3 separate regions of the Homo sapiens genome follow, and all the other regions are linked to region 2. Evidence: read pairs that join two places in POLR2A ChIA-PET (ENCODE). Cell type or tissue: PC-9. All regions are shown on one strand. Links, peaks and the distances in the headings refer to the core of each region. The heading gives the core; the rest is flanking DNA.

Evidence for each region. ChIA-PET counts read pairs that join two places held together with the same protein. Peaks named below come from ENCODE experiments on the same cell type or tissue, not always from the same donor. Only the 100,000 strongest peaks of a DNase experiment are listed, where the experiment ranks them.
Region 1: POLR2A ChIA-PET joins it to region 2 with 6 read pairs; 2 of 35 experiments call an interaction of 5 or more read pairs at or near these places.
Region 3: POLR2A ChIA-PET joins it to region 2 with 5 read pairs; 3 of 35 experiments call an interaction of 5 or more read pairs at or near these places.

What each region holds. Positions count from the first base shown.
Region 1 is chr2:235,671,949-235,682,781 of GRCh38, reverse strand. All of the region lies in intron 1 of AGAP1 (ArfGAP with GTPase domain, ankyrin repeat and PH domain 1), which reads right to left. Among named protein-coding and RNA genes, the nearest start is that of TNRC17, 160 kb to the right of the region's middle. In PC-9, for the core only: a CTCF peak has its summit at 6,794; DNase peaks (open chromatin) are centred at 6,171, 6,581 and 6,921; H3K4me3 peaks cover 498 bases; H3K27ac peaks cover 2,469 bases.
Region 2 is chr2:235,461,219-235,472,051 of GRCh38, reverse strand. No RefSeq gene overlaps it. Among named protein-coding and RNA genes, the nearest start is that of AGAP1, 27 kb to the left of the region's middle. RefSeq lists a cis regulatory region at 10,794-10,833. In PC-9, for the core only: no CTCF peak of the experiment used is centred there; DNase peaks (open chromatin) are centred at 2,911 and 4,261; H3K4me3 peaks cover 764 bases; H3K27ac peaks cover 2,962 bases.
Region 3 is chr2:235,265,804-235,276,636 of GRCh38, reverse strand. LOC105373940 (a long non-coding RNA gene) reads right to left here and starts at 6,020. Exons shown (of 3, transcript XR_924009.1): 1 at 5,777-6,020; 2 at 4,332-4,510; 3 at 2,409-2,513. RefSeq lists an enhancer at 2,445-3,012. In PC-9, for the core only: no CTCF peak of the experiment used is centred there; DNase peaks (open chromatin) are centred at 5,486 and 7,876; H3K27ac peaks cover 1,109 bases.

The DNA of each region.
Region 1 (10,833 bases), core at 3,164-8,163, 210 kb before region 2:
ACATCGAGTTCACTCACCAGTGCCCAGCAGGTTAAATGCCATTGTCAGTCCTAGTTTTTCGGGTGAGAAAACTGAGGCACAAACAAGTTAAATAACTTGCTAAAGGTCACAAATCTAGAAGCAAAATCAGGGTTCTGTGCCAGGCATGGTGGATCAGGCCTATAATCCCAGCACTTTGGGAGGCTAAGGTGCGAGGATCATTTGAGGTCAGCAGTTCAAGACCAGCCTGGCCAACATGGCAAAACCCCATCTCTACTAAAATTAAAAAAAAATTAACCAGGCATGGTGGCAGACACCTGTAATCCCAGCTACTCGAGAGGCTGAGGCAGGAGAATCTCTTGAACCCGGGAGGCAGAGGCTGCAGTGAGCCGAGAGTGCACCACTGCACTCCAGCCTGGGCAACAGAGTGAGACTCCATCTCAAACAAAACAAAACAAAACAAAACCCCCACAAAACAGGATCCTGGTTCCAGACGCCTCATTCTTGGCCACCAAGCTAGTTCAGAGTGAAAATGAAATATGCCCAGCTTGAAAGGAGGAGTCCACAACGTACATATTATTTCTATATTAAAACAAACAAAAAAAACAGTGCTGATACGGTTTCATAACACAGTATAAAATATGCAAACCGAGGCCAAGCACGGTGGCTCACGCCTGTAATCCCAGCACTTTGGGAGGCCAAGATGCGTGGATCACAAGGTCAGGAGTTCGAGACCAGCCTGGCCAACATGGTGAAACCCTGTCTCTACTAAAAATACAAAAAAAATTAGCTGGGCGTGGTGGCGGATGCCTGTAATCCCAGCTACTTGGGAGGCTGAGGCAGAGAATTGCTTGAACCTGGGAGGCAGAGGGTGCAGTGAGCTGAGATTGTGCCACTGCACTCCAGCCTGCGTGACGGAGTGAGACTCTGTATCAAAAAAAAAAAAAAAAAAAAAAAAAGCAAACTAAATTAGACCCTTTATAGGACTTAGGTATACACACGTGAAAAACAGTTAAATTTCACCAATACTGTAATTCCCAACCTACTGCTCTATTAACAATCAACCTTAAAAAGTCAATTAACACAGAGTCCTAAGAGGACATTATTCAGTAAGTGCTGGTTAATGCTAACAGTACAGATGAAAATTAAAACTGTATTATATTTTTAGGTGCATACTGTATTCCACATTTATTCTTGTGAACTTGAACTGTTAGTCTCAAGAATGAGTGAACAAAGCCTTTAAACTTTAACAGGTCTTTGAAAAAACAATGGCTCTGCATGTGTCTGGCTGTCCACCTGTCGGCTGTGTTGGGGCAAGGGAGTAGACAAGGTGGTTCACCAGCTGGAGGAAAGGTGACAGGACAGAGGCCTAGGTTTGCAGTCACTCCTCTCCCGCTCTAGCATGGCACCAGGTTTGTAGTCACGCTCTAGTGCATGCTTCCTCCTCGGGAGGCGCGTAAGAAGGGTCATAGAGTGTGTCAAAAGGGCTAAAATTGCCGGGCATGGTGGCTCACGCCTGTAATCCCAGCACTTTGGGAGGCCGAGGAGGGCAGATCATGAGATCAGGAGATCGAGACCATCCTGGCTAACACGGTGAAGCCCCGTCTCTACTAAAAATACAAAAAAATTAGCTGGGCATGGTGGTGGGCACCTGTATTCCCAGCTACTCAGGAGGCTGAGGCAGGAGAACGGTGTGAACCTGGGAGGCGGAGCTTGCAGTGAGCCGAGATGGCGCCACTGCACTCCAGCCTGGGCGACAGAGCGACACTCTGCCTAAAAAGAAAAGGGGGAGGGGGGGCTAGAATTTTCAGAGGCCAGCAAACTGCCCAGCTGAGAGGAAGTAGGAAAAACACAGCTGGCTGCATCCTGAGCTGCAGCTGTGAGCATGATCATCTTATCTGGGTTCACAGTCCCAGTGTCAGCTCAGGTGTTCAGAGGCGGAAGCTGGCCCAGGAAGTGTGGAGTAGAACTCTGAGCTGAACCTCTGGGAGCCCGCAGCCACTCTCTTCCCACCAGGCCAGGCAATTCTGGTGAGGCCTGAAAATGAGGATCTGCCTAAGGACAGCATTCCCAACAAGGAGAAGCTCAGGCAGGAGACCCGCGCCAGGATGCTCCTGGCAGGTACAGCCCCAGCTGCACACACCTATGCTAGTACATTCACCCTGTCAGCACCAGTCAAAATGGATGTCACTTGCTCCCTGCCAAGGACAAGACACCAGGAGAAGCCAGCCTCCTGCTCTCGGTGCCTCCCCACATGGCTTCAAGAGGATGCCTGGGACCCCTTCCCCAGGCCCATAGAGAGCCACAGAACAGAGATGGGGGGATCACACACATCAAGTCACCTGAGACGGGTCCAAATGGACACGAGGGTGCTTCCCAAGTCACAGCTTCTAGAGGGGGCTGCAGGGCCCCTGACCCCTCTGGACACCAGCATTCACACTCAAACCCCTGCCCTGTCCCACCCCTACAAGGGCTCAGGCCCAACACTTCTCCCGCGCCAAATTAAAGCCCAAATCCTGGCCCAACATCCTTGAATTCTTAATATTTTAGCTCATTTCCACGGACAAAGCAGATTTTACCACTCTTCTATGAATATATATTTAATTACCGCTCTTCAGTTGCAAGGCGTGGGTAGCCCACAAGGAAGGTCAGCCAGGGGGCCAGCTCCCTGTGCTCTGATCTCCTGCATATAGAGCTAAAGTTCCTCTCACTAGTTACTTGCTAGCTCAACCACTATCTAAGTTTGTAACATTATCTTCAATGGTTAAGCCACGGTGCTTTTTATCCAAAGTAGTAGTACGTTACTTAGAAACGACAGTCAAAATGTCAGCGTCAGTACAACACAGATCCACGTAACACCATTCGCATCATATTAGAAACCTAAATATTTGAAAATACGGAATTCACCAAATGACCTTTACTACACTCCACTGAACAAACCTGATCAATATACTGTGTCAGTGCTTTCTTACTCTGAAGACTAAAAGTCACGCCCAACAAGGAATATCCATCCTTATTCTCTAAAATCTCAAGAGCACAGATTACTCTGCTTTCCAGGCAATGCTCTCTGGTGCCAGCCCTCCAGGAGAAGGCACAGCAGGGATTAGGAAAGGTGATGTTGGGACGCAGCACTCAGACTAGCTGTCCAAAATAAACACATATTTGGCTTGTACCAGGAATGAGACGAATCCATATGCTGCCAAGTAATCGCTACTCCTCCGAATAAGAGGAGTGGGAAGGGGATTAAGCCAAAGGAAAAAAAGAGAACTCTATTCTCCCCATTTATAATTTTAAGGTAACAGTGGTCAATAATTTTAAAGGAAGTAGTTAAATTGAAGATCATGAGAAAATACAGGGGAAAACAGTGAAAGCAAAATACAAGGTTGGCTTATACTTGGAGCTTCGGGATATAAGAAATCCACCTGGGCAAATGTATATCTCATAGTAACTATAAATGCAAACACAGCCACATATGCAATATTTCTATTTTTAGGTCTTTTGCAAAACCCGTATTACAGCTAAATAAAGTAAAGCAAAGATATGGTGCTGGGCTGCACAGTGACATATCTGTTTACTGGCACAAGGTAGACAGAGCTCAGGGATGTAGATAACTAGGCAGAATCACCTTACTAACCGAAGTATTGTTGTCAAGACTAAATCCACTCCACCAAATCAAGACACTGTGCTTTCTCCATGTGGCAATTTAAATGTGTTCCAACAACCAACAGAAAAGCATTCTTTCTTTCTTGCCGCCATCATTGTATTATCCACACACCTGAAATCAGTTTTCGAGTCAAGGCTGGCTGTGCACAGGGAGAATCCGATTAAGATCATGCCCAGCCACCACTCACCATCTGGATGCCCAGAAGACAAATGGCATCGGTATCGAGAGGGGCTACATGGCGAAACACAAGCCCAGGCAGCACTACTGTGGGGCTGGCAGGCAGGAGAGCGGGAGTGGGAAGCAGGGACCTTCCACCCAGCACCTTGCAGCTGACAGGCAGAACTCTTACTACGTCTCAGGTGAGCCGGCAGAATATACCAGGATCCCAAGGTGGGGGCGGGAGGGAGGCAGGCAGGCAGGAGGACAGTCCAAAGAAACTCCAGACAAATATCTTCCTTTAAGCCTGGGAGAAAACTACCCCCTGAGAGAAGACCAGGTACAAAAATCAAATCCTAGATCCTGAAAGGACTCTAGACCTTGAAAACTAGGATGGGACTTGAAGTCCATCAATTCTACCAGCAACAACACACACAGCCCCCGTCCTAACAATCCCTCGCCAGCCCGAGTCTGGGTGCCTCCAGTGATAGGAGAAGCCAGCTTCTTCCAAAGCAGAATGGCTATGCTTGTGAGAAATTACTTCCTAATTCTGAGCCCCAATCTTTTTCCTTTAAGTTTCCTTAACCAGCGCTAGACACTGTGTCCTTTCTATGTGTTTCTCTAATACTAGGAACAAAGCCTCCATGCTCCAGTCTCCTCTTCCAAATTACACATCCAGAGTGTCTTCAATGAACTTGGCTTCCAGAGTGTTCATGAACCAGATCAGGAGAGAATAGACATCTATGAACAAATCCAAAAGAGAACAGACTCTCAGAAGGTTGGGATTCTAGTTTGGCAGCTGAAATAGCCGGAAGAGTGAGATATCCAAATATCTTGGAGCTGTCAACGAGCTGCATTGGCACCAGAGGAGCAAAAGCCAGCGCCGCGCAGGCTCACCGGCACCATAAGCGACTGCGCCCGCTCCTGAGGCGGCAGCACTTACTGTACAGGAAAGCAAGTCACAAATACGCATCCTCAAGGCCAAAACTCTGCTTTGCATATTTTCACAGAATAACTGGTTTTGCTTTTTTTTTTTTTTTTTTTTTTTTTTTTTTTTTTTTTTTTTTTTTTTTTTTGGTAAAGAGCTAATGGGGGCAGAAAGGCAGAAACTGGATAAATATTCTTCTCTCGCCTCCACCAACAGAAGTGATATCTGAGTGATTCTGATCCTGTGTAGGAGTCAGAGAGGGCAGGAGCCGCATCAGAAAGGCTGGCGGCATTGTTCACCGAGTCAATCTCAAGTGCCTGACGGTCAGCAGACCGGCTCAAAGAAACCCTCGCAATGACAGGCACAGAGAGCAAAGGGCACACAAGATTCCCTCTGACAATCGTCTCAAGCAAATGAACATCCACTCAAATGATGCACCCAAAGGCCGTACAGAGAATAAAGGAGCATTCCTGTGTGTTGACCACAACACCCGGCACACAACGTCACGTGAAATCTTGGACCTAACGATCACACCAGAAACAGATTCAAAACATTTTCACCATTCCAAACAAAGGACAGTATAGGAAAGAAACCGTCATTTTCCCTTCCACTCCCACAGACCAAAATGCACCTCATAAAAATTATCTTCATTTCTTAGATAAGGAGTCGCCGAAACAATCCCTTCACAAGCCTCTCACTGGTACACCCTGGTACTGAATGAGAGAGGAGAGGACTCTCATCTTCTGACCCAGGGAAGCGTGCTGTCTGGTAAGCTTTGAGTCTTTAGAGCTGTTAGTGATGTCACCATTAAAAATCAACTAGGAAAATGAACACAATAAAAGATGGTAAGAAAACAAAGGGCCAATAGCCATCTCTGAATTAAAACTAGCTAAATGTAATTAAAGGAGCAGCTACGTTCATGTCTTCACAGGAGAAGAGAGAACTAGCAAACGTGAATGCAAGTATCAACGATGGGAAACACAGTTCTAGGGCTATCACCAACAAGGAACAATCAACACCACAGCGGATTCTAATTTGGGCTGAATAAAACCTAAACCAAAACAATCAAGGGCAGATGGTACTTCTTTCAAAATAATGAAAAGACAATAATCTCCTCCCTTTTTGCTAATCCGTTGACCTTAATACCAATTCTGTTCTTAATCACCTGGCGACATGAGTGCAGCTGTATGCACTTTATCTCATCATGAGACTACCCTCAATAACTATAACTTTTTTTCATTATTTCACTCATTGTGACATCATTTTAAGTTAATATAATTGTTTCAAATCATTACAGGAAAACAAATTGACAATAGCCTAAAGGAGAATTCCTATCAGAAACAAAAACCATATACCGAAAATATTTTTCAAAAACAAAAACACCAAAGCTCATTGTAGAAAGAGTAACATCCTGTTTTATGTTTAGTGTTGGCATTAGTCATAAGGATCTGGGGAACAGGAATAAATTCTTAACAATTAACTATAGAAATCCCAAACACCTTGCTGGTGGAGTCACTCTTCTCTACCTGGTAAACTCCTACAGATCCTACAAGATCCAGCTCATTTGCCCCTCTGTGAGGCCTTCATTAACTCCTTCCCATTAACTCAAGAACATTCAATTCACTCCCTCTTCTAGTTCTCTCATTAGTTCCACCCATAAACATTTACTAAAATCTATGTGTCAAGCACAGTGTCTACAACTCTGCAGTACACAGAGGAATGATACGTGCTTCATGCCCAGGAAGGACTCACTAGTTAGAAGTGGCAGGCATGTATGCAAGGTTATTGTTACACAGTGGACTAGTGCTCTAATGGAGATATGCTATGCAGAGAAATAGTCATATCATCCCTCAAGTACCCCATGAGGCTGTGATTCATTCAATCTTTTCCATCTCCTCCAGTATGCTACTGACCTCTGAAGACAGGAACTGTGCTCTAGTTAGCTCCAGCTTCCACTGCCTAGTGAATGCAGAACACACCATAAACATGCAATATATGTTTGTTAATGCATTAAAAAGACAAAAACTACTAGTGCTTTATAATTGGGTCTTACAGCTCCAAACAAAAGGTATTTGTTAACTGTATAACCCAATAATTTGCTACAATGTGCCTGTCAACACTGGAGGACCTCTGGAGCAGATGTACTTTTGAACATTCCCCCTGGTGGCAGGATATTCCAGCCCAAGTCTCTTTGATGACTTATCAAAGAGAAAGATGTTAACAGGTGACCTATGCTGAAACTTGGGCTCCAACCTAAGGAAATAAACAGCAGGACACAGCCCACAGCGGTGACTTAGAAGGTTCCCTGGCTGACGTTCAGCACAGCTCTTCCTTGTACCCCAAGTACAACTGCTCTGTCTCCAGGAGAATCATTTTAGCCCTAAACAAAAATAATGAGGAGTTTCCTAAATTGCTATCTGGAGTAATTTACAAAAAGCAAGCAAACTCTAGGAATGTTCAATTGTAACAACAAAACACTGTAGATAATCAATTCTAATAACAAAAGACTAATCAGTTCAAAATGTTTCAAATGAGAAACACTGAATTACATAGTTTCCTTACTAGTGTCCTTTTCAGGCCAGGCGCGGTCGCTCAGGCTTGTAATCCCAGCACCTTGGGAGGCTGAGGCGGGTGTATCACGAGGTCAGGAGATTGAGACCACAGTGAAACCCCGTCTCTACTAAAAATACAAATAAATTAGCCGGGCGTGGTGGCGGGCACCTGTAGTCCCAGCTATTCGGAGAGGCTGAGGCAGGAGCATGGCATGAACCCGGGAGGCAGAGGTTGCAGTGAGCTGAGATCGCGCCACTGCACTCCAGCCTGGGCGACAGAGCGAGACTCTGTCTCAAAAAAAAAAAAAAAAACCAACCAACCAACCAACCAACCAACAAAAAGTGTCCTTTTCAGTAACAAATCAAATTTAAAAATCAAACTTTATCAAATTGTTTCAGTAATTTTATTTCATTTAATTGCTGTGTCCTCACGTTCTCCACTGAAGGCTGTTTGTTTTAAATGGTTTAAAAAATAAAAATATAAATGGTTTAAAAAATAAAAATAATAAAATAATAAAATAAAAAAACCACAGGTGTGGTGGCTCATGCCTGTAATCCCAGACCGAGGGGGGTGGATCAAGAGGTCAAGAGATGGAGACCATCCTGGCCAACATGGTGAAACCCTCTCTCTACTAAAAACACAAAAATTAGCTGGGTGCGGTGGCATGCGCCTCTAGTCCCAGCTACTGGGGAGGCTGAGGGAGGAGAATTGCTTGAACCTGGGAGGGGGAGGTTGCAGTGAGCTGAGATCGCTCACTGCACTCCAGCCTGGCAACAGAGTGAGACTCCATCAAAAAAAAAAAAAAAAAGTCTATCACCCTACAGTAATTGACTGATACAAATCAAGGGAATCAGAAATTAAAGAACAAAGCCACTCATAAAATGTGCTGTCAAAAATCAGTTGTAAATTACTAATTTTAAAAGCTAACCTCAGTAAGAGGTATCAATGAATCACTTTATTACTGTAATCAATCCTCCCAGACAGCAAGAGAACACTCTAAAGACACCGAATGTTCTGGATGGGCATAGCCAGTGTGGGCTTCACTCACAGCACAGCTGGTTCCAGGGCCGGCCCAGACGGCATCCACTGGGATGCAGAGAGCATGCGCTGCAAGGGGACCCCCTACAATGTCATTTATCATTTATTATTTGATCTTTCCTTGTATTAAATTATACTTGAGTCAACGGACTCTGCCCTAACACATGTGTATCAGTTAACACGAAACTGCCCTTGATCTGACACAGGGTCTTTCTGGAATGTCTGCTGGCTTGCTGCTATCAGTTGCAAGCCTTACACAGAGGGAGCAGCCCTGAACTCACCGAGGCAACTGTTCTGCATTAGAGGGAAGAACTAGGAAGAGCCTAAATAGACAAGTTCCAACAAGGACCAGACAGTACAAGAGAATCATCCTACAAAAGGTAGGTGCTCCAATCCTTTCATCCTTAATGCCTTCAGTTCAGAATACAGGCAAACCAAAGGTACACGTATGTAGGAGCCTGTGTGTGCTTTAAAATAAGACTCCAGCCATCTTGCTTCCCTGTGCTAATGGAAATACCTTGCCTAAGCAATTAACTCTAAGCCAAATAGACTAATGCAATAATTACTTAGTCTTTAGATTTCTGTAGCCAATTCAAAAATTTACTAGCTCTTTTAAAGAATATGAAAAGATTCTAACGGAAGAAAAACCTGTACCAGCTGAGGTCACTTCTAATTTCCTTTATATTTTCAAGGACTCCAAATTTTAAAACATTATGGCCAAAATGTACAGAAAGCCAGTGGTGCTTCTCATGATGCTTATCACGTTGCAGGTCTACGATAGTTTAGCTGTCAATCTGAAATCCAAAAAGGTCTGAGAATGGAACTTCTTTTCATAAATGGCTGGCAAATTACTTTGGTGGCAAAACCAGACTCTAACTGGCACGAGGCTATTTTTAATCACTATTTATTTCACTGAGTATGGATATTTCAGGCTTTGCTGCAAAATACTAGTGTGTTACTAAAGGGCGCCACCCGATCTCACAAGCAGCGTTCTATATAACACACACCATTTTACCTTCCTCAGATCCAAAATTTCCGAGTCCTACAAACCCACCTGTCCCCAGTGGTTTGGGGACTTGCATCCTATGGACATTTACAGGGAAACTGAGCTTGGGCTCTACTGTATCTGACTGTTACCTTAGAGATTCTCACCTAAATTCAAAATCTTAAACAGCACCTAAATTCTGAATAATTTATGTCACAGGAAGCAAATATGTAAAGACTGGAAAAATGTAATAAAATGAGAAGTTGTGACACCTATGGGGGCTACACCTTTTACCTGTAACAGACACTGGCATCACCAAAATCCTAAGAATATTGACATGTCAGACATTTTAGCCAAAGGCAAAGAATTTATCCAGGTGAAAGATGTAGCTTTTTTGAGCATGTGATTACTTAGAACTTCAGAAAAAAGTGAGGCCCTAGAGTTCTGACCATATGGCTATAATGTAGTTCATTAAATTTCCGTTTTTCTATACAACCCACAATGCTGGTAATATCATGTCTCAGACCAAAGTAATTCCGCCCAGAGAAGGACTGACCACAAGGAACAAACTGAGCATTACTATAAACATTCCAACACACTTCACACCCTTACTACTCCAAATCTACTATCAATCCATTTGACCAGAGAGGAACTATCCAAACTCCAAATGCTTTTAACTTGTATCAAGAGGGACCACAATGAAATGCATTCTCTCTAAATCATGTCTGTGCGTTTTTCTTTCTCTCTCTGATACAAACTTGTCTGGAACCGAGGCAGCTAATTACTGTTTTCTTCCAAGTCCACAGAGCAAAGATGCAAGCCTGCTATTAGAGAACTGAGACCTTCAGGTCTTAACTTCCTCTGAAAGCCAATGATGACAGGAGCAACTTCGTGCAAACCAATTCTTTTAACAAAATAACACGCATCATGTTCTCATATTTTAAGAGAATACATGAAGGGATGGGATAATGGTTGGAGTTAAATACAGTGCCTTCTAAAGTAAGTGCTCCAAGGGAGGTTAAAACTAGATGTGCCATGACAAGCTAAACATAAGTGTGGCAACAGTGTAGCCTCACTAGTGAAACAGGTCAGATTTTAACATTACCGCACATGCCACTGCTTGGTTTCAACCATCCTCTAGCACATTCTGAGGATCATTAGGAGCATATTAGAACATGACCATTTTATCTTCACTTTACCTTAAAAATATTTCCATAAGGACAGTCATTTATTTGCATGAGTTGGTTTTAACATAAACCCTAGGGGCAGTCAGCTGACCTGTTAAGTCCACTTGGGATGAATACCCTCTCCAGAGGTGGGTTACACAGCAGTCTGAACTGCAAATCAAAAGCCCACTCTCCAACTACCTTTATCTGTACCAGCCAAGTTAAAGAATTCAGATAAGAGGATGAATAATATTTTTTTTTTTGGTGGTAAAAATGCATGGCCTCTTGTCTGTGGCCACAATATCTTCAGGCATACAACCCCCTCCCAGGAGAATAAGGTGTAGCAATCTAGCACCACTTCCAC
Region 2 (10,833 bases), core at 2,122-7,121:
AATAATAAAGTTAAAACTCTTAGGTGATTAAAGGTAGGGTTTCAAGGCTCTCTGGGAAGAAATGGGAGGAGGAGAGGATACCCGGTAATGGGTAGTCAGGTCTAAAACCTAGAGACAGAAACAATATGACTAATGGGAAGCTTCATTAAATTTTACTATATGGCACGTGGTCTTTTTTAAACCACTATATGGCATTCTTTTCTTTCTATAGGAAATGCATAAAATCTACATGACTTGCACATGCACTGGACCTGGATGTGGACCTTTTAGTTTGGATGGAAGGAGTGCTGGGGCTGAGTGGGAGAGTGAGGGCCAATGCTCCCCGGCTCCAGCCTCCCAGGGTACAAGTGTGCAGGTTGGGTCAGAGCAGGGTTCCTAGTCTTGCCCTGCTTGTTCAAGCAGCTTCACCCACCAGTTCTGGTCTCATGGGTACCATTTTTGCTCCCTGGAGGAATCCCTATGGCCAAAGTGTACACCCACTGGGAACTGTCCAGCACTGCAGAGCATAAGACGTGGGTGAGGGGCATATTGGCAGGGAGACCATCTTTTTTCCATCTTGCCTCAAAACAGAGAGCCCCTGGCCAGTCGTGGACTGTTTGGTCATGGCGATAGAAGGGGATGAGGACTGACCTGGGGGCAGTTTGGAACAGGTGATGCAATGGAAGCCAAACTTTGTGAAGCTTGCTCCAATGCTCAGCTATTGCATCACCTGTCTCCAAGGTGCTGGCAACGTCAGGAGGCCAATGATGCTCTTAGAGATTCTCTAAAGCAAACAAGCCCATCCTCATTATGCTGCTCCAGGATCCTGGGGAAGCTGGCAAGGTCCTGGTGGTGGTGTCAGGTCACCCTAAGATCTGAGCAGACTGGAGGTGCAGGAACCTGACAGGTGATTGTTAAGTGGCAGATTTAGGTCTAGAATGCCACCGCCTCATTCTCAGTGTGCTTCAGCTGAGCTCATATCCAGTGATTGTCAATTACAAACAAACAAGGTTGGAATCAGTCTGCTGGTCTCAACATGGAAATCAAACTTGCCCACCTCTCTGTTTTAATGACTTCCCCCAAAACTCTGTTAAAGGTGTAGAGCTCGTGTTCCCTCTTCTCACATCATATAGGCTTTTCTGCAGAGAAGAGGCTGGTGGAGTGGTATGTCCATGGACAAGCTGGGCTCAGATGGTCCAAGAGCTTCCCTGGTGGGCAGGGCTACTGCTATGGACTGAATTGTGTTCCACCACCCCAATGCATATGTTGAAATGCTAACCCCCAATCTGATTGTATTTGGAGATAAGGCTTTCAGGAAGTACTTAAGGTTAAATGTCGTTCTAAGAATGTGGTCCTAATCTGATAGGGTTGGTGGCCTTATGGAAGATCTTGTTCTCTCTGTCTTTCTGAGTGCACCAACCAAGAAAATGCCATGCGAAGACATAGCAAGAAAGTGGTCATCTGCAAACTAAGAACACAGCCCTCAGCAGAACCCAATCATGCTGGCACCCTGATCTTGGACTTCCAGCCTCCAGAACTGTGAGAAATAAATTTCAGTTTCTTAAGTCTATAGTATTTTGTTATAGCAGCCCCAACTGACCAAAATAGCTACTGTCTTCCTGGCTTCCTGGCTCTATTCTTGTCTGAGCAATTCCTCCCAGCAACTCATAGGCACAGAACACCATTATAACCCAGCTGGAAAGCAATGTGGCAACATGTTGCAAAAATGGTTATGCCTTTGGCCTTGTCGTTCCAGTCCTGAGTATTTTTAGGAAGCAATTTAACAGGAGGAAAAAACTGCGTACATTGAAAATGCTCCCTGGAATGATATCTTGTAGGTCATCAAATCAAAAGTATTTAACAATATATAACTATCCAACAATAGGGAACTGTGTGTCAACTTGGTAAAATGTGGTACAGTAAGACCGCAAGTAGTAAGGTTATACAGAGATATGGAAAATATATATATATATATATATATATATATATATATATATATATATATATATATATTAGATGCAGTTTCGCTCTTGTCATCCAGGCTGGAGTGCAATGGCATGATCTCCACTCACTGCAACCTCTATCTCCAGGTTCAAGTGATTCTCCTGCCTCAGCCTCCCGATTAGCTGAGATTACAGGCACCCGCCACCACGCCCAGCTAAATTTTGTATTTTTAGTATAGATGGGGTTTCACCACGTTGGCCAGGCTGGTCTCGAACTCCCAGCCTCAAGTGATCCACCTGCCTTGGCCTCCCAAAGTGCTGGGATTACAAGCGTGAGCCACCACACCCTGCTGAAAATAGATTTTATAGTATATAGTTTAAAAAGGCAAAATGCTACAACTTGTGAGTATTTTAATTAGAAATATGAAAAACATGCACCCATGCATAGGAAGATAGGAAGAAAATATGCCAATTAATTAACTTAGGGTGGTGGGATGTTAGGAATTTAAGCAATTTTTCCTTATGCTTGAAGTTTCATTGTTTCTACAGAGAACAAAACAAGGCTTATGCTTGTCAGCCTGCATCCTGAGCAGAGCCTGTTTTTCTCCTCCAGCTAAGAGTTTCCAGACCCACAAGAGGCCTTTGATGCCACAGTCCCATGGGGCTGTATTTTATAATAGAAGAGAATATCCACTTGTTACAGGAACTGCATCCTACACAGCAGTGTAAACCGTCACCGCAGTCCCCCGACAGCCTTCTCTGCACCTTTCCATTAACCTCGCACCTGAGCTCACCTCTGGTTAATAGAAAAACCTCCATAAAGCCTGGAGCCAAGACTAACTTCAATTTTCCACAGCTTTACACTGGCCAGCCATTTCTCACACTGGGGTGTCACATGATTTGCTTCTCATGACAAAATTCCCTGGAACCAGATCCTTCTCTGAGTCAGAGCTGAGTCCTCAAGCTGAGCTGAGTATCGGGTAGCAGGAGGGAGGTTATGCTCAGCCTGGCCATTTTTGACATTGAGACATCAGGAACGGGACTGCCTCCACTTCCCTTCCCAGTGACGGGCAGGAGCATCTCCTGCTTCCGTGTGTGCCGGGGCAGAGTCCATCTGACAGCCCCTAGACTCACAGGGTCTTTTTATCTACATTACTCAGGTGCACGCTGTCCTTCGGAATTAAATTTACACAGGAAGTGGTGAATATTCTCCATTGATACAGCACCTTTATTTACTTTTGAGTCTGTTTTATTTTCAATGTAAACAAATGAATATATGGCAAAAAAAACACCCCAAAAAACACAAAATGATCTAAAGAAAGAAACAAAACTATATCCCCACCCACCAGTTCTACTCACTGGGAGTAATTATTGGCAAATTCCTACGTATCCTCGGGTCTATCTTGTTTGCATATGAGCAAAATCTGTATGAATATTCTGTATACCTTAAAAACAAAACAGGACCAAGTTAGGATCATACTGCGCTTTGTTCTAGCCCTACGCTTTTCACTTAATTATATATCTTGGGGATCTTATCAGCACATATATACTTTAAATTTTTTATTTTTGTGGGTACATGGTAGGTGTATATATTTATGGGGTACATGGGATGTTTAGATACAGGCATGTAATGTGTAATAATCACATTCTGGAGAATGACGTATCCATCCCCTCAAGCATTTATCCTCTGTATCATAAATAATCCAATTATACTCTTATTCTAAAATATACAACGAAATTATTATTGACTATAGTCACCTCATTGCAACACTTTTTTTTTTTTTTTTTTTTTTGAGATGGAGTCTTACTCTGTCACCAAGCTGGAGTGCAATGGCGTGATCTCGGCTTACTGCAACCTCCGATTCCCTGGTTCTCTTGCCTGGCTTCCCGAGTAGCTAGGATTACAGGCATGAGCCACCATGCCCAGCTAATTTTTGTATTTTTAGTAGAGACGAGGTTTCACCATGTTGACCAGGCTGGTCTCAATCTCCTGACCTCGTGATCCGTCCGCCTTGGCCCCCCAAAGTGTTGGGATTACAGGTGTGAGCCACTGTGCCTGGCCAACACATATATTTTTAATGGGTGCATAGTATCTTACTTATAGCTGTAGCATAATTTATTTACATAGACATAATTTATTTAATAGACATTTCAGGGATTTTTCTTTTTTTAAAATAACAAATGCAGCTGCAAGTGAGCATTTTGTGCACATAACTTTGTGCACATTTCAAAGTATATTTGTAGGGAATTTTTTTTTTTTTAAGACAGGGTCTGGCTCTGTCACCCAGGCTGAAATATGATGGCATAATCATGATTCACTACAGCCTCCACATCCTGGGCTTAAGCAATCCTTCCTCCTTAGCCTACTGAGTAACTGGGACCACAGGCACGTACCACCAAACCCGGCTTATTTTTGTATTTTTGGTAGAGATTGGGTCTCACTATGTTGCCCAGGCTGGTCTCGTACTCCTGACGGAGCTGAGGCCAGGTGTTCGAGACCAGCCTGGGCAACATAGTGAGAGGCCAGCCTGAGTCTCCCAGAGTGCTGGGATTACCTGTGTGAGCCACTGTGCCCAGCCTGGTAAATTTTTAATGATGGAAATACTAGGTCAAAGGTAACATGCACTTAAAATGTTGATTTCTGCTGGCAAACTGAATAAACTGCTGTAGTTTATTCTTCTACCATCAATGTGTGAACCTACCAGATTTTCCACATTCTAGCAAATGATGCATGCAAACTGTTTAATTTTCCCAATGATAGTTGAAAAGTGGCCTCTTCCATTATTTAATGATGATACTATCATTATTTAATTTGCATTTTCTCAATTCTGAGGTTAAACATCCTTTAATGTATTTGTTGGCCATTTATATCTTTTTGGTTCAGTGAAATGCCCTGTTCTTGACACATTTTTTTCCTCTTGGGTTTTTGTCCTTCTATATTATTTTATTAAGGAAATTAGCTCTTTTTCTGCTTGTAGATTATAAATCTGGTTTTTTTGTTTGTTTGTTTTACCATTTGAAGCCTGTTTATTAGATTATTTTTCACAAAGAGGAAATTTTAAATTTTTATTTAGCAATTTGAACAATTGTTCTCTGTTTTTTAAGTTCTTGCATTGGTTTTTAGGTTTTGCATTGATTTATCTCCATTCCAAGATTTAAAAATCCATGTTTTGTTTTCTTCTAGTGCTTTAATAAGATATATTTTTAGGCCAGGCACGGTGGCTCACGCCTGTAATTCCAGCACTTTGGGAGGCCAAGGCTGGTGAATCATGAGGTCAGGAGTTTGAGACCAGCCTGGCCAACATGGTGAAACACTGTCTCTACTAAAAATACAAAAATTAGCTGGGCGTGGTGGCGCGTGCCTGTAGTCCCAGCTACTCGGGAGGCTGAGGCAGGAGAATCACTTGAACCCAGGAGGCAGAAGTTGTAGGGAGCTGAGATCACGCCACTGCACTCCAGCCTGGTGACAGAGCGAGACTCTGTCTCAGTAATAATAATAATAATAATAATAATAATAATAATAATAATGTTCACTTTTACATTTAAATCTTTGAACAGTCCAAAGCAGCTTCATTCAGTAGAACCTCCTGTGTTGATGGAAATGTTCTGTGTTGTCCAATATGGCAGCCACCAGCCCCATGTGGCTCTTGAGCACTTGAATTGTGACTAATGCAACTGAATATGAGTTTTTACCATTATTTAATTTAAATTAATTTAACTGTAAAGAGCTCCAGGCGACTGGTGGCTACATTATTACAACTAGAGTTTATTCTGGTTTTAAGATTGCAGGAAGAGCCAGGCGCGGTGGCTCATGCTGTTAATCCCAGTACTTTGGAAGGCTGAGGTGGGTGGATCCCTTGAGCTCAGGAGTTCGAGACCAGTTTGGGCAATGGTGAAACTCTGTCTCTACAAAAAAATACAAAATGAGCCAGGCATGGTGGTGTGCACCTATAATCCCAGCTACTCAGGAGGCTAAGATGGGAGAATTGCTTGAACCCAGGAGGCGGAGGTTGCAGTGAGCTGAGATCTCACTACTGCACTCCAGCCTGTGCAACAGAGACCCTGTCTCAAAAACTAAATAAATTAAAAAATAAAAATAAAAAAATTGCAGTAGGGGCGGGGCACGATATCTCATGCCTGTAATCCCAGCACTTTGGGAGGCTGAGGTGGGTGGTTCACTTGAGGTCAAGAGTTTGCGGCCAGCCTGGCCAACATGGTAAAACCTTGTCTCTACTAAAAATACAAAAATTAGCCGGGCATGGTGGTGCATGCTTGTAATCCCAGCTACTTGGGAGGCTGAGGCAGGAGAATCATTTGAACTGGGAGGCAGAGGTTGCAGTGAACCGAGATGGAGCCACTGAACTCCAGCCTGGGAGACAGAGTGAGACTCTGTCTCAAAATGATAATAATAATAATAATAATAATAATAATAATAATTGCAATATGGATCACTTCCCCACCCCTACTCGCTGATACCAGTTGTCCCAATGTCATGCACAGAACCTTGCTTTTGCCCTAGATGTGAAGTGTCCCCATTGCCATATGCTCAATTTCCATGTATATTTGAGTCTATTTCTGGATACTCTGCTTACTTTCATTGATTTTAGGGAAACTTTATATCTTTATGAGAGCTTTCAGAGAGCTTCTCTACCTTACAGTATCTCAGAGCCTTAGGATTGCTTAACAGAAACATCTATTGGCTAACCTTAGCATAGAAGATGGCAATTTATTCTTTGTTAGTTCCCATTCTATTTTTTGACCATAATATTTAACCTGAACTAACAATGATGGCAAAGAACATAGAAAAACAGCCGAAGGGTTGACACGTGGAATTTTTAAAGAACTAAACACACACACACACACACACACACACACACACACACACACACAGATTTTTCCAAAGTTTTCATTCTCCTGGAGCCAGCTCCAGGTAAATGGGGCTGGGGGCAAGGTCAGTTTCAGCACCTTCATGTATGCATCTCTGGGCCCTCCCATCCCAAACAGCAGATATTCCTCACTCATCCAGAGCCTCCCAAATCTGTCCTCCCCTCCTCTCTCAGGAAAGGACTGAGCCAATGTCCTCTCACAGGAAAGCCCAAGGGGTCCTTCCCAGAGGGATGTGCATTTCAAAGGGGAGAAGATCCCTGGCTTTATAAGAATAATGACAAATTACTGGGGAATTTCTGGTACAACCATTGAGAAGAGACTAATAGTTGGGGGTGTTAAGTCACCTTCTTGTCTGCTAAGAAACTTGATTTCTTAGATTTGTAAGATTTGTTGGCTGGGTATGGGGGCTCACGTCTGTAATCCCAGCACTTTGGGAAGCTGAGGTGGGTGGATCACCCGAGGTCAGGAGTTCGAGACCAGCCTGGCCAACATGGTGAAACACTATCTGTACTAGAAATGCAAAAATTAGCTGGGTGTGGTGGCGTGTGCCTGTAATCCCAGCTACTTGGGAGGCTGAGGCAAGAGAATCACTTGAACCTGGGAGCGGAGGTTGCAGTGAGCCGAGATGGTGCCACTACACTCCAGCCTGGGCAACAGAGTGAGCCTTGTCTCAAAAAAGAAAAAAAAAAGATTTGTCAAGTGGGTAAACGCCAAGGGGGAGCCATAAGGAACAGTCTTGACTCCCAGCTGTCTTTCTTCTTTACTTTTCCAATCTTGATCCACTGCTTCTCCCTTTCCTGTCCTAGATGACTCCTTGGGGCGGAGCCACAGCTTTCCGGCCATCTCAGCTGCCACAGCCTCATTTAGGTGATGCCAATTCCCTTCCCAAGATTAAATGATTGAGGCCAGCCTAATACCCACACTTCCACCTTGTAACTGGGGTGTGCCTAGCTCTGCCAGCCAAACCCCACCGTGGGAGAGAGGGTACCTCTTCTCTTCCTTCTCCCATCCTTTCCTGTCTGTGTCTTCTGGGGCCAGGGCAGGCAGGGAAGGGCTTAGCAGAAAGGAGCAAAACTCCTTTGACTTTGAGTGTGTTCTTTGTAGTTCTCTCTTGGCTCCCAAAGCTCTTGGCCATGGCACGCGTCCAAGTGCTGGCTCTTTTGTCACACTCAAGATATCAGCTCTTAGGAGGGCCTATGCTCTAACTAACTGCAGCTCTGTTCAACTCCTGCCCCAGGGTCCAGCCCATGGCTTCTTACAGCTGAGGACCCTATGCCCTTGAAGGCTGCCTTTGTGGGTGGGTTCCCATAATGTCAACTCTAGTCAGCCTATCTTCTCAGCATCCACTTGCCACTCCCCTCCCGAAGAAAAAACTCATGCATTCATACCAGACCCAATGTTGGGGGTCCGTGCAACTGTACAGCAGCCCACTCCCTCAGCCCTGCCATCTACCACAGGTGCCCCAGCCAGCTCCCACTGTCAGAGCCCTCCGCTGGGGAGCAGGATCCAGTTTTCCCAAGCCCTCCCACCTATGCTTCACCCCAGTGCATCAGAATGGCCTGCACTTCTGCAGCTCAGCCACTGTTCAGGTGGAGTGAAGCACAGGCACCAGCAGCCTCTACAGAGTGTTCTCTTGGAGGCATCTGGGGTTCAAGGTGGGAGTAGTGGGAAAACACTTCAGCACCCTCCCCCACCTCAGTTGGACTCTTCTCCATTTCTTCCTCAATTCCTACCAGCAATCTCCAGTAAACTCCAGTCTTTCTCAAGATAGCTTGCTGGTGGGAGTGGATTTGAGTACTGCAGAACCTACCTGGTCAACTCAGGATAAATTCCACGGGGATGTGTCTTTTTTTCTTTCTTTCTTTCTTTTTTGAGATGGAGTTTCGCTCTTGTTGCCCATGCTGGAGTGCAGTGGCTCAGCTCACTGCAACCTCCATCTCCTGGGTTCAAGTGATTCTTCTGCCTCAACCTCCCAAGTAGCTGGGATTACAGGCGTGCACCACCATGCCCAGGTACTTTTGTATTTTTAGTAGAGCTGGGGTTTCACCATGTTGGTCAGGCTGGTCTCGAACTCCTGACCTCAAGTGATCCACCCGCCTCAGCCTCCCAAAATGCTGGGATTACAGGCTCGAACCACTGCGCCTGGGCAGGATGTGTCTTGAAGCTCGACTTTAGAACCTAAAGTTATTTTAGAACAAAATGCTAGAACAATAGTTAGCAAAATAAAAAGAGAAACGTTTTTAAGTTGACAGGTATTCAGATTCATTTTGAAGTTCTTTCTTTGCATTTGCACTGCTACTGGGAAGGTTTTTTCTCCTCTTTGGCAAAAGTAGGCTTCACGTTATCCATTCCAGCTCGCTGTGTACAGCAAGCATGTGACAGGCATCCTACCTGGCTGCGGCTGCAGCTGTAGCTGAGCACAGCCAACCCGTGGAATCCAGGTATGAGCAGCAGAGGCGGCCCCACGATGCTTGGCAGAGCTATAAGTTCTCCCCATGGGAATAAGTAGAAATTGTGCTGAGTTCAGATAAGAGGTATCTAATTAATAAGAAATTTAAAGAAGACCCAGTTTGTTCCCCACAGTGAGTAGTCTCCTTATACAAATGCCATAGACTGGTGGATTCAGGGAACCTCATGGCCACAATGGGCTTAATTGTCCTTTATGGAAGCACAGCTGAGCACAGTTGGGAATCAGAAACGGGGCTTTGGGAAATAGATATCGGCCAGTTAGTTCCACATTCATTTTCAATTGCTTGTGAACTGAAATATTTTCCTCACAAACAAAACACAAAAGGTAATTTTCCTCTGCTGATGTTGAATTTTGAAAATCAGGCTGGATCCTAGCACTTTGGGAGGCCATGGCAGGATGGTTGCTTGAGCCCAGGAATTTGAGACCAGCCTGAGCAACATAGCAAGATCTTGTCTCTACAACAAAAATTGTAATTAGCTGGATGCGGTGGCGTGCAACTATGGGCCCAGCTACTTGGGAGGCTGAGGTGAGAGGATTGCTTCAGCCCAGAGGGTCGAGGCTGCAGTGAGCCATAATTGCACCACTGCACTCCAGCCTGGGCAACAGAGCGAGACCCCGTCTCAAAAAAACAACAAAACAAAAACAAACAAACAAAACGACAAAAGAAAATCATGCTGAAGACCTTTTGGTTTTGCATTTACATCCTAGAACTATAAATCGGTAGCCAGAGCTGTCCTGAGCACCTTGTCAATGCTGAACGCATGAGCAGGGGCCTGTCCATATCCACTTCTCTAAGTCCATGAGCTTCCTCATTTTCTCTCAAGGGGAGCCATTGTTTTGTTCAACCCACATCCGTTGAGCAGCATTGATAACCGGCTCCTCAATGAGTAGAGGCAGGGGAGGGAAGAGTCAGGATGTGTGTTCTAATCCTGGTGCTGGGTCTGACTCTGAACCTTTTCATATGAGTCTCCTCGGGCTGTTCTCACAAAGCCCCGCAAACTGGGTGGCTTAAAATAACAGAAATTCACTCTCTTGCAGTCATGGAGGCCAGAAGTCCAACAGCATAGGTGGCAGCAGGGTGGGTTCCTTCCTGGGGGCCCGGGGGTTGAATCTGTCCCATGCTTCTCTCCTGGCTTTGCTGGGAGTCTTTGGTGTTCCCTTGGTTCGTGGACACATGGCTCCAGTCTCTGCCCCTGTAAACGCACAGCATTCTCCCTATGTCTGTCTCTGTGTCTTTTCTTTTTATAAGGACATCAGTCGTATTGCATTAAGGGCCCACCCTACACCAGTAACACCTCATCTTAACTTCACATCTTAATGACGTCTACAAAGACTCTATTTCCAAATCAAGTGTATGCACAGGATTAGGACTTCAACCTATCATTTTGGGGGACACAATTCAACACCTTCCAACCTGGCTTCTGCTATTGGGATATTTACTGTGAGAGTCACGAGGAAGAACTTTGGAGTCCTGGTGACATCTAGCTAGCCCACACTACCTCTTCCCCAGTGCCTTGAAGAGCAGCCCTTGGCTACTGACGGCAGACCAACGAT
Region 3 (10,833 bases), core at 3,530-8,529, 200 kb after region 2:
GAAACTGCCAAGCTGTCTTCCAAAGTGGTTGTACCATTTTGCGTTCCATGAGCAATGAATGAAAGTTCCTATTGCTCCACATTCTCACCAGCATTTGGTATCATTGGTATTTTGAATTTTAGGCACTCTAATAGGTGTGTAGTGGTGTCTCATTGTTGTTTTAATTTGCAGTTCTCTAAAGACGTATGATTTTGAGTATCTTTTCATATGCATCTTTGCCATCCGTATATCTTTTTGTGAGGTGTTTGTTCACTTTTTAAACATATGGATATCCAATCATTCCAGCTTCATTAATGAAAAGACTATTCCTTCTCTACTGAATTGCCTTTGCACATTTCACAAAAATCACATGCCCACTTATATGTGTGGATCTATTTCTGTACTTCCTGTTCCTTCCCATTGATCTGTTTTTTATCTTTATGCTAATACCACATTGTCTTGATTTCTGTAGATCTATAATGGGTCTTGAAACCAGAAAGTGTTAGTCCTCCAATTTTGCTCTTCTTTTTAAAGTTGTTTCGGATATTCTAGGTCCTTTTCTTTTCATTTACATCAAAATTTTAGAATTAGCTTGACAGTTTCTACTATAAGTCCTGCTGGGATTTGTATTGGGACTGCATCAGTTCTATAGAATGGGGGGAAATTGTCATCATACAATATCAAGCCTTTCAACCCACACATCTCTCTATTTATTTGGGTTTTCTTTGTTTCGGCAATGTTTGTATAGTTTAGTATATACAGGTCTTGTACATCTTTTGACTAATGTATCCAAAGTATTTTATATTTTTGATGCTATTGTAATTGGTAGTTTGGGAATTTCAGATTATTTGGTCCTAGACATACAATTGATTTTTTCACATATTGATCTTGTATACATTTCAAACTAAATTACTTATTAGTTTTAGCAGCTTTTCTGTAGATTCCATTTGCTTTTATATATAATCATATCACAGTGAAATAAAGACAATATTAATTCTCCCTTTTCCATCAGGATAAATTTTATTTCTTTTTTATTGTCTTACTGCACTGGCTAGAATCTTCAGAAATAGAGGCGATAAAAATAGACATCCCTTACTTTTTCCTGATCTTAGAGAGAAAACAGTCAGTCCTTTACTACCTAGTATGGAGTTAACTGTAGATTTTTCATAGATGTTCCTTATCAGATTGAGGACATTCCCCTCTAGTGCTGCTTTACTGAGAGTTAGATTTTTCTGTGTTTGTTGAGATGATAACATGGATTTTTCTTTTTTAATCTGTTAATATGGTGAATACATTGATAGATTTTCAAATGTTAAACTAACCTTGCTTCCCCAGGAAATGCACTGGTTATAATGTGTTATCCTTTTTTGTATTGTTGGATTCTGTTTGCTACAATTTTGTTTTGAATTTTTGCATTTATGTTCATGAGAGATACTGATATGCAGTTTTCTTCTCTTGTAGTATCTTTGACTAATTTTGGCATCAGGGCAATGCTTGCTTCATATAGTGAGTTCAGAAGTGTTCTTTCCTTTTCAATTTTCTGGAAGAGTTTGTTTGGAGTTAGTATTATTTCTTTCTTAAATATTTGGTAGAATCCACCTGTAAAGTTATTAGGCCTGGGGATTTTCTTTTTTGAGGGGGGATTTTAAAGTACAAATTCATTTTTAATGATTGGTGTAGGGTTATTCAGATTATTTCTTTCTCCTTGAGTGAACTTTTATAGCCTGTATCTTTCAAGGAATTTGTCCACTTTGTTTAAATTATCAATCATAGGTATAGAGTTGTTAATGATATTCCATGATTATTCTCTTCATTTCTGTAGAATCTGTAGTGGTGTCACCTTGTTCATTACTAATGTCAGGAGATTATGGATTCTCTGTCTTTTTTTCCTGAGTACTTTGCCCAGAGGTTTACTAATGTTATCGATATTCTTCAAGAAGCAGCTTTGGCTGTATTCTCTTTATTTTTATTTTCATTTAAAACTTTGAAAAATTTCTTTGATTCCTCTCTGACCTTTATTTTTTGGGTTTAATTTGTTATTTTTTCTAGTTTCTTGAGGTGGAAACTGAAGTCATTGATTTGAGACCTTTTTCTTTTTCTAATATTGGCATTGTGCTATAAATTTCCCCCAAATGCTGTTTTTCTTCCCCATTTAATAATGTCTTCTAGAACTACTTCCATATTAATTTATAGAGATCTTCCTAATTCTTTTGTTTTTCAATTTATTTTTTCTGGGCTTTAAAAAATAATCTTTTTATTTTAGGATAGTTTAAATTTATAGAAAATTTACAAAGATAATACAGGGAGCTCCTATACACCTACACCCAGTTTTCCCTATTGTAATACTCAGGGTTCTCCAGAGAAACAGAACTAATAGTATGCACATATCTAGAAAGAGATTTATTATAAGGAAATTGGCTCACAGTTACAGAGGCTGGAAAGTCCCCAAAACTGCAGGGTGGGAAAGGAGGAAGCTGGAGACTCAGGAGAAACGATGGTGTAGTTCTACTCCAAAGGGCCAGCAGGCTCAAGACCTAGGAAGAGTCAAGGTTTTAGTTTGAGCCCAAAGGCAGGAGAAACCAATGTCCCAGTTCGAGTCCAAAGACCTCTCCTGGAGAAAACTTCTCTTGCTCAGGGGAGCATTGTTTTTTTTTTTTTTTATTTTATTCAGGCTTCTCATTGATTAAATGAGACCCACCTGCATTACAGAGAGCAGTCTGCTCTACTCAACGCCTGCTGATTTAAATATTTATCTTATTCAAAGAGATCCCTGCAGGGATGCTCCAAATAATGTTTGATCAAGTATCTGAACATCCTGTGTGGTCCAGCCAAGTTGACACAGAAAATTAATTATCACAGCTATTTTTAACATCTTACATTAGGATGGTACATTTGTCACAATGAATGAACCGATATCAATACTTTGTTATTTACTAAGGTACATAACTTAGTTATATCTCTTTAGTTTTTGCTCAAGGTCCTTTTTCTCCTCTGGGATCTCATCTAGGATATCATGTTACATTTACTCATCAGGTCTCTGTATATTCATCTTGCCTGGGACTTTGACTGATAAGTACTGGTTAGGTTAATTTATAAAATGCCCCTCAATTGGTATTCTTTTTTTTTTCTTTTTCTTTCTTTTTTTTTTTTTTTTGAGACAGAGTCTCCCTCTATCACCCAGGCTAGAGTGCAGTGGCATGATCTTGGCTCACTGCAACCTCCACCTCCTGGGTTCAAGCTGCCTCAGCCTTCCAAGCTGGGATTACAGGCGCTGCCACCACACCTGGTTAATTTTTGTATTTTTAGTACTGACGGACGGGGTTTCACCATGTTGGCCAGGCTGGTCTTGAACTCCTGACCTCAAGTGATCTGCCCACCTCGGCCTCCCAAAGTGCTGAGGTTATAGGCGTGAGCCACGGTGTCCAGCCTCAATTGGTATTATCCTGATGTTTTTCTCATGATTAGACTGAGGTTATGAGTTTCCAGGAGGACACTACACAGATAAACGATATTCTCTTCACATCAAATCAAGGGTACACTGGATCAACATAACTTATCATTGATGATGCTAACCTTGATCACTTGGCTTGAGGTAGTATTTGCCACGTTTCTCCACTGTCAAGTTACTCCCCACCTCCCGTTTTAATACTGGACTCTTTAGAAGGAAATCACCAGGTGTGGCCCATACTTAAGAAGTAAGGAGTTATGCTTCTCCCATCTGAGGGCAAAATATTTATACAAATCATTTGGAATTCATCTCAGAAGATTTGTCTATACTCATTTATTTATTATTAATTAATTAATTTATTTATTTTTTGAGCCGGAGTTTCACTCTTGTTGCCCAGGCTGGAGTGCAGTGGCGTAATCCCGGCTCACTGCAACCTCTGCCTCCTGGGTTCAAGCAATTCTCCTGCCCCAGTCTTCCAGGTAGCTGGGATTACAGGTGTGTGCCACCATGCCCAGGTAATTTTGTATTTTTAGTAGAGACGGGGTTTCTCCATGTTGGTCAGGCTGGTCTCGAAGTCCTGGCCTCAAGTGATCCACCCACCTCAGCCTCCCAAAGTGCTGGGATTACAGGCGTGAGCCACCACACCCATTACTTTATTTACCCATTCAATCGTTTATTTGTACCTTTATGAATTCATGGACATTTATTTTATACTTGGGTTATAGTCCAATATCACTGTATTTTCTTCTCAAATTATCCTAGCTTGGGTCATTGGGAGCTCTTTCCATTGGCTCCTGTGTCCCTTTGATGTTTCCTGTTGTTGTAGTGTGTGTGCTTGCATGCATGTGCATGTGTGCATGTATGTGCGTGTGTGTGCATGCGTGTGTTGTTTGAGCTTCCTTACCTTCTGGTACTATAAGAAGTTCTAGGCTTGTCTTCTATATTTCCTGCTCCAGTCCTAGAATCAGCCATTTCTCCAAGGAGCCCTGATTCCTTTCACTGAATAGTGGGATTGGAAACTAAGATCTGGCAGTAGCGAGTGATCATTGTTCCTGGAGTGTCATTGTTTCTAGGCTCTCTTAGCTGAAAGAATGAGGAAATACATGCATGTGGCTCATTCTTTGTATAGCTGCTTATTATTCTATTGTATGTATGTGCCAGAGTTTACTGAACCAATTTCCTGGGTTCAATAGATTTGTTTTTGCTTGGACATTTTGGTAGTTTCCAATGTCTTGCTATTAGAAACAATGCTTCAGTGAATAACCTTGTGCATCTGTATTTTCATATTGTTGGAGGTAAATCTTGGGATAAATTCCTAGGAGTTGCTGAGTCAAAGCCCAGATGCATTAGGTAGATCTTTTGGATATTGCCAAATTCTTTTACATAGGGGTTGCACACAGAATTTGGATATTGCCAAATTCTTTTTCATAGGGGTCACAACAGTCATTAATCAGCTATGATTAAGTATCATAGCTGTGATAATTAATTTTCTGTGTCAACTTGGCTGTACCACACAGGGTGCCCAGATACTTGGTCAAGCATTATTTGGGGCATTTCTGCAGGGATCTCTTTGAACAAGATGAATACTTACATTTGCCTTCCCACTAGCAATGCATGGTAGGAATGTTTGTTTCCCCACAATTTTGTCAACAGAGTGTATTGTCAGGCTTGTAAATTTTTGCCAATCTGATGGGTGAGAAATGGGTTCAGGGGCTACACAATTCTCATGGAAGGTCTTAGGCTTTCCAAACTAATAGCTGGCAACAATAAGCTAAGACAAAGGAATCTGAAGGCTTAGGAATGAAGTAAAGAAAATCCCTCTCCTGGGCTCCATTCTTACAGAGTTTTAAGAATGCTACAAATAAAATAAATTTAAAAAATAAATGAAGATAGAAAAGAGAAAAAAGGAATAACACAGAAATAGATCATTTCAGTTCACATGTTCTCAAGCAGAACTAAGATTCTGAACGATGACTCACAAACCCCAAAGAAAATCTGCTTCTTAATAGATGTATTACAACCCATGTGGCAATGTGTGATAACTAGTTCTTTGTGGTTACCTGTGACCAAAATCTAACTTCCTTCAAGGCTCTTTCTCTTTCTGCGGCTGGCCACTGAGGTTGCGGCAGTGTTGCAGACACCCACAGCTTTTGTTTTACAATTTCTCTGGCATTCCAGGTTATGGTACAACATCTCTAGAAGTTAATCCTCACTGGTCAAACTATATTCTTTCCATTGCCCGGGTTTTTTAAACATGAAACAAAGAATTCAGAGGAATTCCTTTTTCTCCCAGGAGGAAGCGTTCCTAATAAAGACCCAGTTGTATCAAAAGTAGGAAGGAAATATTACCTTAAGTAGCTTTAAGTTGGCACAAAAGAAGAAGCTGCTAGTAAAATAATAGCAGCAGCTGGCCTTAAATGTTGGTTTAGTTTTTCAAATAATTCTCCCTGCTGTCTCATTAGAGGATCCCCCTCCTCTATCTCTAGTGAGGTAGGGGAAACGGCACATTATCCCATCGTACAGATGAAGAAAGAGTTGGTGTGGGTGGAATAGGAGCTTCTGCTCCAGCGAGAGAACTGGGATGCGTGTTCTAGTCTGCACTCCCTTTGACTCAGAAATGGAATACAGTTGTTGAAAAAAAAGCCCAGGGGTCAGAAAATAGAGCCTTGTCCCTGTGTGACATCAGCAAGTTGTAGAACTGTTTCAGTCTCAGTTTCTTTGTCTCCCACAGGGGGAGAAAATATAGACTCTAGGACTCTGTAACGGAGGTCAAGGCACACACATATAGAGACATGTTAGTCTTGTTCTACCAGGCTATTATTCATTTAATCATCCATTCACTGAATACCTTTTGACTGTCAAAACTAGATTACAAGTTGCTGGGCTTGGAGTTGTGGAGAGACCCCCCGTTGGCTGTTATGAAGGCATACTCCCCCCATGATGCCGAGACCAACCACACACGAACTTGGTACCACACCCTCCAAATTCTACTCTGGCAGACAGAGAATTGCTCAAGTCATGGGCAAAACTCCCAAATGTCCTATTTTTCAATTCTCTGATTTACCTTGCTGGATTTACCCAGGCCTAGGAAGATATTTCTCCATTTCCAAGCTGAGATTTTATGTTTTTAGTTGAATATTATCTTCTCACTCTTTCTGGAGAAAAATTAAGTGCTGCATACCTTAAAAAGTTTACAATATTTGACCATGAATGAATGGATTGTTGACATACTCTGTGGCAAAGAAAAATGTCAGTTAAATTTGGATAGTAAGGCATTTTGTAGACCACTAGAACCCTAGGATTGAAAAGAGCTTCCATTGTCTTTTAGTACCAAGTTCCACTGGGTGCATCTTTTACAGGATCTTAAGATGAGTCTTTGGTGGGTGCCACTGGAAAGATCAAGTGATTATTCAGCAGGTGTATCCACTTAGCAATGCCCAAAACTGGATTCGCACATGCAAGGACAAAACCACTATGGTGCTTCCAAGGTGCGGCATTTAAAAAGAAATGTAGGCAGGGTGCAGTGGCTCACACCTGTAATCCCAGCACTTTGGGAGGCCAAGGCAGGTGGATCACTTGAGGCCAGGAGTTCAAGACCAATCTGGCTAACCTGGCAGAACCGCATCTATACTAAAAATACAAAAATTAGCCAGGTACGCTGGTGCACGCCTGTAGTCCTAGCTACTCGGGAGGCTGGGGCATGAGAATCACTTGAGCCTGTGAGGCAGAGGTTACAGTGACCTGAGATCACGTCGCTGCACTTTAGCCTGGGAGACAGAGTGAGATTCTGTATTGGAAAACACCAACAACAATAACAACAACAAGATAAAAAGAAATGTGTTGAACTAATGAAGTTTTTATGAGCCTGGGAAGAATGGATTTATTAAAAGTCAGAAATAAGATTAAACACATCAGATAGAGTAATTAGCTTCTGAGAAGCAGAAAAACTATACTGTGTAGTTCCATTCATTGGTTAAGGGTGGAGGAGAAACTGAGTTATTTATAAAACAATATTTTGATTTTCACAAAGTTCGCTGTCCATTTAAAGAAAACTAAAAACAAAGCAGGGGTATTGGAGAAAATAGGGTAAAAAATTTCAAAAGTTAAATTATGGTTGAAATAAAGTTTTAAAGTAGTTTTTAACCAGTGGAAGAAAATATGTCATTTGTTAGTTTATAAAAGCAGAAGAGGAATAAACATAAATAATGATGATAAATATAAACCTTCTAAGTGACAATCTGTTAATCGTGGATATATGTTTAGCCAAGAGAAGAAAAACAAACTGAAAACATAGAAAAGCCACCTTTAAAGTAGTATCTGAGAAGTGGAAACGCAGAGAAACAACTAGGAGATCTCTCTGTAACCCTTCAGTGACTTCGGAGGAGGCAAGAATTTTTGGTATGAAGCATTTTGTAACAGGAAGTTGAAAGAATGCCTACATTTTCCTCTTTAGACTCAGAATGTAAACAGATTTCCTGCCATCATAAACTGTAGCAACTTCCCTTTGAGAGTCTCCAATTCTGGACCCAGGCCTCAAGGAGGCCGATGGGGTCATCCATTAGGTTAAAAATCGGAGGAGAGTGTGCGCGCCTTAGTAACCTGTCATTGTCATTGCAAGGAACACCACTCTTGTGCAAACTCAAAGCGGGGCTCATGTCTGCAGACACAGAGAGGGGAAGAAAGGATCAGAAGGAAGGGAACTTACATGAACCCTGTGGGGCCTTTCACCCAGATCACCTCGCTTAATCCTTGCCTGTGCCCGGTCAGGTGGCTGTCATTACCTGCATCTGAAAGATGTGAGATTCAAGGTTCAGGGGAGGTTAAAATATTTGCCCAGGGATGAACAATTAGAAAGTGGCACAACTGGTACTTGAAGCCACAGTGGAGAAAGAGAGGATATCTGCTCTAGGCTGAATTGCATCCCCCGAAATTCACATGTTGAAATGCTATCTTCCAGTACCTCAGAAGGTGCCTGTCTTTGAACAAGGAAGGGTGAAAATCACCTGCATTTGGGGAGATCGGAGTTTGCAGGCAGGAGGGGTGACTCCAGGATGGGAGGAGAGGAGGGATGGGGAAGGAGGCGTCCTCAAAGCAGAGATGGACGTGGGCATGAGGAATTTCCTTTAGTGAGGAAGGAAGGCATTTTGGAATGCTGGGATCTGTTGTCCAATTTGAAGAGTTTCTCATCTGTCTTCAACAGCTCTGAGCCTCCTGTTGCTTCAGGGGGCTGGAGGCAGGCTGGTGGGAGAAGGTGTCTGAATCTCAGGTGATGCCCAGCAGTGAGACCACAGCAGAGAGCAGCCTGGAGGGCTTAGGACATGCGAGGGCCTCCGGCAATACCCTACAGTCAGGTGACCCTCCACAGCTTCCTATGGGATGGGCTAGGCTTGAGCCACTTGGGATATTAAAGGGACAGATGAGGCCTGGGAGGCTGGGGGACTTGGGTCCAGCAGAGCAGAACATTCAGGCTCCATGCTGTTTTGATGAGAGACACAGGGAACCCTGGCCTGGGCTGGGAGGAGGTGGAGGCATTCATGGGAGAACAGGTCAAGGAGGGCACTAGCTACAGGAGGAGCAGGGAGGGCATTTCAGGCAGAGGGAAGAGCAAATGTGAAAGGCGTGAGCTGGAAAACTTGGTGAATTTGGGGGACTATGAGAGGAGAGTTCATGGAGGGGAGAGGCCTTGGCTGTGGCAGGAGAGGTTGGAAGGGAAGACACAGGAAATATAGCTGGGGCTGGAGCAGGAACTGGGTCCACGGCCAACTTTGTTTCAAGATCAGAGAAATTTGAGCAGAATAGGCTGATGAAAGCAATGGAGCAAAGAGTGCAGTGAGAAAGGCTGGAGACACAGGAGAGAGGAGACTGGGTGCGTGAGCTCAGGAAGGTGGAGGGCTGGTGGGAAGGCCAATCCCAGAGCACAGATGCCTCCTCCACTGTGACAAGGAAGGAAGGGGAAGCAGCAGAGGGGAGATGCAGGGGGGTCTGTGGGTTTGCAGTAGGAAGGTGAAGGAGGTCCCAGCTCCTAGTTTCTGTCTTCTCTGTAAAGTAGGAGTTGAGGTCATCTGTTGAGAGTGAAAGATGAGGTGGGGAAGGTCATCAGAGGTGAGAGGCTCAGGGAAGCCAGGAGAACGGGGGTTGTTGGCAGGGTTGCAGTCAAAGTCCACCAAGCCAATGGCAGCAGTGTGGGAAGGGAGTCATGGAGTCTTTGCTGCTTTCAATCAAATGCCCAGTGGTGCCACTTCCCTTCCTCATCTGGCCATGAGCAAGTGGGAGGAATACTGGGCTGGATGCGTCAAGGCAGAGGGGGTGCAAACCCCAGGTCTCAACCCTGTCTCAGAGAAGGGGCCTCTGAGACATTAAGCAGCAGCCACGTAGCATGGCTGCAGGGAAATGGTGAGCTCAGGGAGTGACGCCTGCCGGTAAGGGACGTGTTGCAGAGGATGTTCTGATGGGAAGTGGAGGCCTGGGTCATTCGTTCAGCAGGAGTGCAGGATGCAGAGGGCATGGGAGGCTGAGGAGGGAGGACAGATGCAGGTGCCCAACAAGGGACAAGGAGTCACAGGACACAATGGGATCAGGCTTGGGATGAGGACGATGGGGCTGGGAAGTGGGGGACTCCAGGCTGCTGGAGAAGAGGCAGTTCCCTGGGAGGAGCGAGCTGGCTGATGGTACCCTGCCTGGCAGTAGGGGCCAGCAAGGTGCCAGTGGGCCCCTGTCCCAGTAGCTGCAGGCTCCCTGAGCTCACCCCAGGAGATGGTTGGGGAGCGCAAGGGAGGATACCCAATGGCTCGCCCCTGCTCTAGTGCCGGGTGGGGAGGGAGGCCAGCTGAGGTGGAGGGAGCAGGTCCCACCTGCTTCTTCTGACTCCTAGGATTGGGCACCAAGGAGCGCCAGGGCTGATGTTCCCACCTGCTTCTCCTGACTCCTAGGATTGGGCTCCAAGGAGCACTAGGGCTAATGTTCCCCAGGGTTATCTTATCTGCCCATTGGCATCAATGAGCCGTAAAGTGGACCTCAGCAATCTCTCTGCTCTGGGCCAGGTATGCGTGGGCCACTTCTCCCAACAGTGTCAGGTGACATTGTCCATCCTACAAATGAGGAAAATGAGGCCTGGGCAGGTGGGTCACATGCAAACGGTCCCACAGATGGCCAGAGCTGGTGCAGCTGAGACCCAGGTGTGCTAGGCCGAGAAGCACCCGCCCTTCTTCTTCCCACACTCACCCTCCTGGGCTCTGCACGGGGCTCTCTCTGGTTGCTCCGAAGTCCATGCTTGCTGGGCTCTTGGTTTGCCTTTGCTTTTTCTCTGGTTTGTTTGGGACATGGTTGAACTTACCTCACCAGCAAAATGTGTACTTTCACCTTAGGCTTCGGGTCCACTGCGGGTGATGCTGGGGATAGGCTGGGAC